Linked DNA regions of Mus musculus: region 1 is linked to region 2. The links are chromatin contacts, found by Hi-C in ENCODE. All regions are on one chromosome and are shown on one strand. The core of a region is the stretch at or near the end of the contact, and the rest is flanking DNA. Distances in the headings are between cores, read along the strand shown. Region 1 holds the start of Rapgef1 (Rap guanine nucleotide exchange factor (GEF) 1). Region 2 has its middle 15 kb from the start of Ralgds.

Region 1 (3,057 bases), core at 3-2,502, 1.1 Mb before region 2:
CAGGGCTGCAAAAGTTACATTCATTGCTGGTTGGTCCCCTGCTAATATACATCCAAATATCCTCAAGTCCACCTATGAAATGGCAGCTTCCAAAAATTAGTGCGGCCGAACACCTTTTCAGGTTCTTACAAGTCTGCCTTCTCTACTAAGTTTCCAGGATAACTGGGTATCCCCACTGTGACAACCCCCAACCCAGGCCCTGGACCACTCACTGCCTACCTTACCTACCAGCCAAGAACCCGCCCTCCCGTAAAAGGAGTCCCTGCTTGACGGCTAATTAAGCTCTGGGCCCCATATGCACAACAGTAATTGACTCTCGGGAGTATCTAACTCCCAGAATATGCAAGCCGGGGGGCGGGGGAAAAACTGGGAGGCGACTCCCCAAGATTTCCAGGAACACACAAAGAGATGAGGTTTGCACCAAGATCGCATCCACCTTATTCCCCCATCCCCAATGACTCTCCACTTGCCCTGCTTGCAGAGCAAGGCAGAAATATTAGAGGACAACTTGGCTGCTCCCTGAAACATCGCTCCAACACACCCTAGCCTGCTGTCCTTTGAAGCCACCGAAGTGGACACTTGTGGTTAAACTCGAGGCTCATTAGGAGTGACACATTTTATAACTGGGCTGCCGATCACCTCTGGAGCGCGCCTGCTCTTCTGCATGCGGTCGGGGCCAGGCCTCCTAAGGGTCCCGGGCTCCAGCCATTGTGGGATGTTCCAGGGAACAAGGCTACAGGGACCTCCACTCGCTCCCCCAGAATCCTGCTAGCATCACAGGCCCCCCGCCGCCGGGCAGGCCCGGTTCAAAGATGGCCCTCGCGGCGTCGCTGCCAGGCTGGGGCCCGGACTGGGGGTCTAGCGCACGAGGCCAGGAGGCGCGCCGCCCGCCCGCCCGCCCGCCTCACCTGCTTTCTCGATCTTGCCGGACATTTCCGGGCTGCGCCGGAGGCCGAGGCCGCTGCTCATCAGGGCCCGGCCCGGCCGCTGCGGGATAAGAGGCCGGCGCGCCCGCCGCTCTACTGGACCGGTGCTCGCCGCGCCTCACACTCGCGCCGTCATGGCGGGCTCCGCGCGGCCGCGGCTCGTGCGCTCGCCGCCCGCGCTCCAGCCCGCACCGGGCCTGCCACTCCGCCGCTCCACCTCCCGCGCAGCCGCCGCTCCGGGGCCGCGAGCCGCCGGCCGCAGCGCCGCGCCGCCGCCCGCCCGCCGGCCTGGGCCCCGCGGCCACGGCGCCACCTGCCGGAAGCCCACCGCGCCGCTCGCGCCACAGCGCCCCCTGATGGCCCGGAGCCGAACTAAGCCTGGCGCGAGGCGCAGCGCCCTCTACCGGCTTGGAGTCCTCCGCGCCACAGCTCGGTATAGACCCCACCCCTTTCCTCAGACACAGAGAAAGAGATCAAACCTATGACTGACAGCTCCAATTCAGGACTTCCGCATGCCCTCCCATCAAAGATCAGAGCCTCCGGTAACCCAGAGTTTTCCATCTCAAGTTGTGGGCTAGCTTTCCGTGTCTGTTACCCAAGTTCAGCATCCTCCTCAGGCCCAAAGCTCCTCTAATTGATCCTAAACTAGACTCAACAACACTGAAAACACAAGAAGCCTGCTCAACAACGTTTGGGACTGCCACCCACCTTCACCCCGTCATCCCCCATACACACTATGTGAGTCTCAAGGGCCAGTGAAAGGCAGAACCTTTAGCCAGATGTGGGCCCCGATCCTCCAAGCCAAGGCTGAGGCCCAGACCTGGAGTGACACAGAAGATCTGGTTTGCTTTGCTCACGAAACCCTCCAATGGGAACATCCAGCTTAAAGAGCAGTCTTTTCTAGTATGCAAATGAGTTCGTTTACAGTTCATTTTAGGCATTCAAAGAACCTTTGCTATGTATGATGTCATATCCTACCATGACTAACCCAGTGGATTCTTCCCTTCAAACAAGCTCATGAATAGGTTGGAGAGTCAAATCATATCATTAAGTATTAGTGAGCAATACGTTTTAGCAAGACAAGAGATACAGGGAAGGGCGCTCCCTGCTCACTGTTTTTAGCTAAGATGGAATTCACATCAGCAGCGAGTGTGCAAGCACATGTGTGCGCGCACAGAGAGAGAGAGAGAGAGAGAGAGAGAAAGTGAGTGCTAGGCTAGGGACCATCCAAGATAGCTCAGCAAGTAAATGCAACTGCTGCCGAACTTGACTAGACCTACACGGCTGAGGGAGAACCAATTTCTGCAGAGTGTTCTCTGACTTGCACACACACATATACACACACACAGAGACACACTATGTAACTTAAGAACACTTAGAAGTCTGCTTTGCCTCTAGATATGTAAGCTAGTGGTAGGGCAAACCTTGAGAGATGTGCAGGGAGAAGTTCAGGGTGACGGATGCCACCAAAGATTTCTATTTCCATCTCCCTATACTCTACAGTCCCCTGATTCTGTGACTGAGGGCTGCCTACAATCGGCAGCCAAATTTCCAGAGCCATGGGTCCGAACCCTCTAGGGGTCAAAGGCCAAGCCAAAGATTGACAAATTCATTTCCCTTTTCAAGTTGACAAATGGCTGCTCAGGGCCAGAATGGCTCTGCTCTGCTCTGGTGGAAGCTGCATCAGCAAGGCAAAATTGGCGAATCGCTCAAGGCCCGCCCTCCAGCTCTCCCTGGGTGCTTAGCCTTCCAGACTTCTGAGCTCAGAGCGTCAATATTTCATGCCCCAAATTCTGAAGTGAGGAATGGAACAATAAATGTAGGCGCAGTCAGGTTTGAGGTTCCTAAGAACAAGATCAAATCCATGTGATAAATTGCTGCATATCAGATAGCGAGGAATTTGCAAAAAGTATCGATGCCAAGCAGACTCGTAGAACTTGCTTCCTAAGGTTCCAAGGTGCTCATAGCCATAGTAGCACACACTCGGGATTAAGAGCCAGCTAATCGAGGGTGAAAGCCTCCCTTTTCCTTGCCTTAACTTAGCTTGTCCTCCTAGGCCACTCCAGCTGCTAGAATGTTCTTGCCCCTCCTCTCCACGGACACGCCACCATCTTTCGGGTTTCTTTGTTAT
Region 2 (3,489 bases), core at 683-3,182:
TGGGCAGTGCTCAAGGGCAACGGCTCAGCCCTCTTCAGGGGAACAGACTCTGGGTTTCAACTCAGAGGAGGCGAGCAGGGAGAGGACTCAGTCCTCTCACCCAGCCCCGCAAGAGCAAGAAGCCTCAGCTCCTTAATTATGCACCCAGTCTAAGGGCAGGGCTACAAGGCCAGTCCAGGAGGTAGCCAGAGGCCACCTCTTGCTAGACTGTGTCCCTGAACAGCCTTCTTCCAGCACAGGGTTGGGCTCCACAAATGAACATAGCAGCACCTAAGGGGATCTATAGTTACCTATTCCCTTGCAGGGAGGCCAGGAGTGGGAATTTCCTTGGAGAAAGGGAAAGGGGAAGGAGAGAGAACACAGACAGGTTCTGAAGGATGGTAGCATGCACCTTTATCCCAGAACGTAGGAGGTAGGGGCAGGCAGATCTCTATGAGTTCAAGGCCAGCCTGATCTACATGGTGATATTGTTCTAAAAAATATACAAACAAACGAAAAAACACTGACTGGCTTAGCAATCATTTCAGGATATTTAATACTAAAACCTCAAGCCCAGTGTCCAGCTGCCCAGACTGTGTGCTGGAATCCAGTTACCTCAACCTCAAACCCTGGAATCTACCAGCGGAGGCAGGCAGACTCAGCCACGTGCAGGCCCTGGGCCCGATTTCCCACATCCCATGCAAGTCCCCAAACGTGACATAACTTACGGGGCAGTATTGATGTTTAAAGTGGTGAGCACACAGGGAAAGGGACAGATGAGCCAGAGATGGAGAAACAGGTCAAGAGGAATTATGCTGTGGTCAGCCGGCTAGTTAGTCTCAAAGTTGGTTTGAGACCACAGCCTTGTATTCCAGGAGCTCCAGGGGACTCTTGGTCTTTGCCACACCTGGGATGCTGCCGTGCCCCAGGACTAGGGAGTCCGGGGCTACAGGGTATTTGTGTTGTTAAAACATCGTGCCTGTCCCTCTGGAATGGCCGGCACCAGGCTACAATTGACTGTACAGCTGATTCTGAATCTTTCTGACATTCTACCACTGTCCAATTGTCACTCGGATATCTAGAAAATGGCATTGGTTGCTAAGGGACTGGCCTGATGGTAGGCAGCTGCAGCTTGGGGTAATAGGAAGAGGGAGTAGACTGGGGTTTCTCTCAGTAAGGATCCTGGGGCTGTGGGCTGCTAGGCCCTATATGGAGGTGTGGGTGGATCAACCACAGGAGGTAACCACTCAGAGCTAAGAGCCACACACAGGCGGTGGGAAAGCCCCTAGCCGGGAGTCTTCCTGCAGGTATTTTGGGGGACTATGGTTGCTAAGCAACTGTACTAGGTTGCCATGGGAACTCTCCCTTCTTCTGGGACTTGTCATTTTTATGGAGATGCCACATTCCTTCCCATCTCTACCTCCTCAGGCTGTCTCAGCTACCTGTAAGGGGCCCTGGAGGCTCCCCAAACCTACCTTTGCCTACAAGGAAGCCACCTATCCAAGAAAGTACTATGCCTCTAAGACTCAGTTTGGGGGTGTGTGTGTAGGGGATTCAGGTCTCACAGTGTACCTCAGGATGACCTTGAACTCATAATTCTCCTGCCTCAGCTGGGATTGCAGTCGTGCACCACCCCGTGACCCTCTAAGAGAGGATTCTCTTGAGGTTCAAGACCCAACACAGAAAGCAGAGTTGAGGCCCTCATTAGAGTCAGGGGGATGAAAAAAATCTGTCTAGCTTGGTTTGCATCTCCATTCCTGCTAACCACCAACTCAGGCTCTTCCTGCCTTGACAGGGCTCTGACCACTAGAAGCCCAGTATAACTGGAAGGCATTCTCCGCCCTAGCCCTGGTGCCTGGCCCCTCCCTGGCTTGTCTGTAAAGGAGTGTCACCTGGGGCTTGCCATTACCCAACCAGGGGTTGTCCCCATGCCCAGCCAACCAGTGTTGGCAGCAGGCCATGCTGGGTAGACATGCCTCCTCTGGGACAGGCTAAGGCTAAGGTCCCTGCCAGCCATGTGTTGTATAAGCAGCTCACCTTTCCCTAAAACTACTTCTTGTGGCCTGTGGTAATAGGTAGGGGAGCTGTCTGGAAACTGCAGTAGGCCAAGGCAACTTACTGGTGACGAGCCAGAGGGAGGCAAAGTCCAGGCCCCAAGGTGTGTGTGTTGGGGAGAGGGGGTGGGGGAGAAGCTGAGGTCTCCTCAGTGGTTACCAGCAACACCCTGCTGCTCGCCTGCTCTCATTCTGATTTCCTTCAGTGTGTGTCACCAAGGATGACTCCTGACCTGTTTACAGTTTGCTTTGTCTCCTGGCAACCAGATGAGCTTTTGTGGAAACTCGGGACAGGGCAGTGCAGTACTGAACTTCCACACCAGAGGTTACAGCGCCACCTGCTGGTGCTACCATTGGTGGCCTTCAAGCCTTCCTACACAGGTGAAATTCTGCCAGATCCTAAGGAACCTGGCCTTCCCTATAACCCTCCTCACAGGCTCAGCTGTGTCCTTCCAAAAGCCCTTGGGTCCTGCAGATCCAGGCAACACAAGGCTAGACTGGGATGGGGTCAGGTCAGGGCTCACTCTCTCACTCTCACACACTCTCTCTCTCTCTCTCTCTCTCTCTCTCTCTCACACACACACACACACACACACACACACACACACACACACACACACACACGATGTCCTTACAGTAATGGAGACAACCAGACACAGACACACAGAGACACAGACACACAGAGGCAGCTGTGTGGAGGCAGAGGACTACAGACACGTTTAGGGGGATTTAAAGCTAAGGACTACAGCCATGCCAGAAGCTGTGGTTCAGTGGTGTTGATGCCTTGCTTTTAGGCTTCTGTCCTCTAGAACCACGAGAGATTTCTGTTGCACAGGGTCATCCAGTATATGGCATTCTGCTAGAGCAGCCACAGGACACTAACACAACGTACCAGGCCTGTCACCTTTTTGTCACCGTCATGCCTACCTCGCTGACTCTTGTCTCGCTCCCTGTCAGCTTTCTGCACTGCTCTTCCTGCTTTCTCTCGTGTGGCTGACCTATGAGATGCACAAGCACATGGATGAATGGCTCTCCAGCTCTGCTACTTCACCAAGTTCAGACAACCGTAAAAGTCAGAAGCTGGGGAAATGGCTCAGAGGTTACAGGGCCAGGACCTCCACGACTCAGGCAAATGCCTGATGGCTGTGGCTATCCAGACAGATATAAATCTAGCCTCAAAGGATAGAGACGGAATCTCCAGAGCAAGCTGGCCAGCAAGCCCAGCCCTATTAGTTGAGACCCTGCCTCCCTCAATGATCACAGCACCTACCATATGCATGTGCCAACACATGCATCTACGCCCAGTGTGTTGGAGTTCCCAGCACTCGGAAGAGGATGTCTGTGAGTTCTGGGGTCTACACAGTGAGTTCCAGGATAGCTAGTGCTATGTAGAGACCCAGTCTCAAAACAAATGAACCAAAACTCATGCACAACATATATACACATATATGTATAA

The links. A loop is a pair of places that touch in the nucleus more often than their neighbours do.
Region 1: a map of T-helper 17 cell shows a loop between it and region 2 (4-fold over the local background). The contact joins the promoter of Rapgef1 here to the enhancer-like site in region 2. A Hi-C loop is called at or near these places in 2 of 37 maps with a recorded cell type or tissue (T-helper 1 cell and T-helper 17 cell).

Annotation. Positions count from the first base shown.
Region 1 is chr2:29,617,915-29,620,971 of GRCm38, reverse strand. It overlaps Rapgef1 (Rap guanine nucleotide exchange factor (GEF) 1), which reads right to left and starts at 1,252. Exons shown (of 26, transcript NM_001039087.1): 1 at 909-1,252. The coding sequence starts at 969.
Region 2 is chr2:28,516,221-28,519,709 of GRCm38, reverse strand. It overlaps a transcript of Ralgds not described here. Among named protein-coding and RNA genes, the nearest start is that of Ralgds, 15 kb to the left of the region's middle. Within about 2 kb of position 1,932, at least 2 of the 3 ENCODE cell types and tissues checked have a DNase peak (open chromatin) inside an H3K27ac peak, as active enhancers do.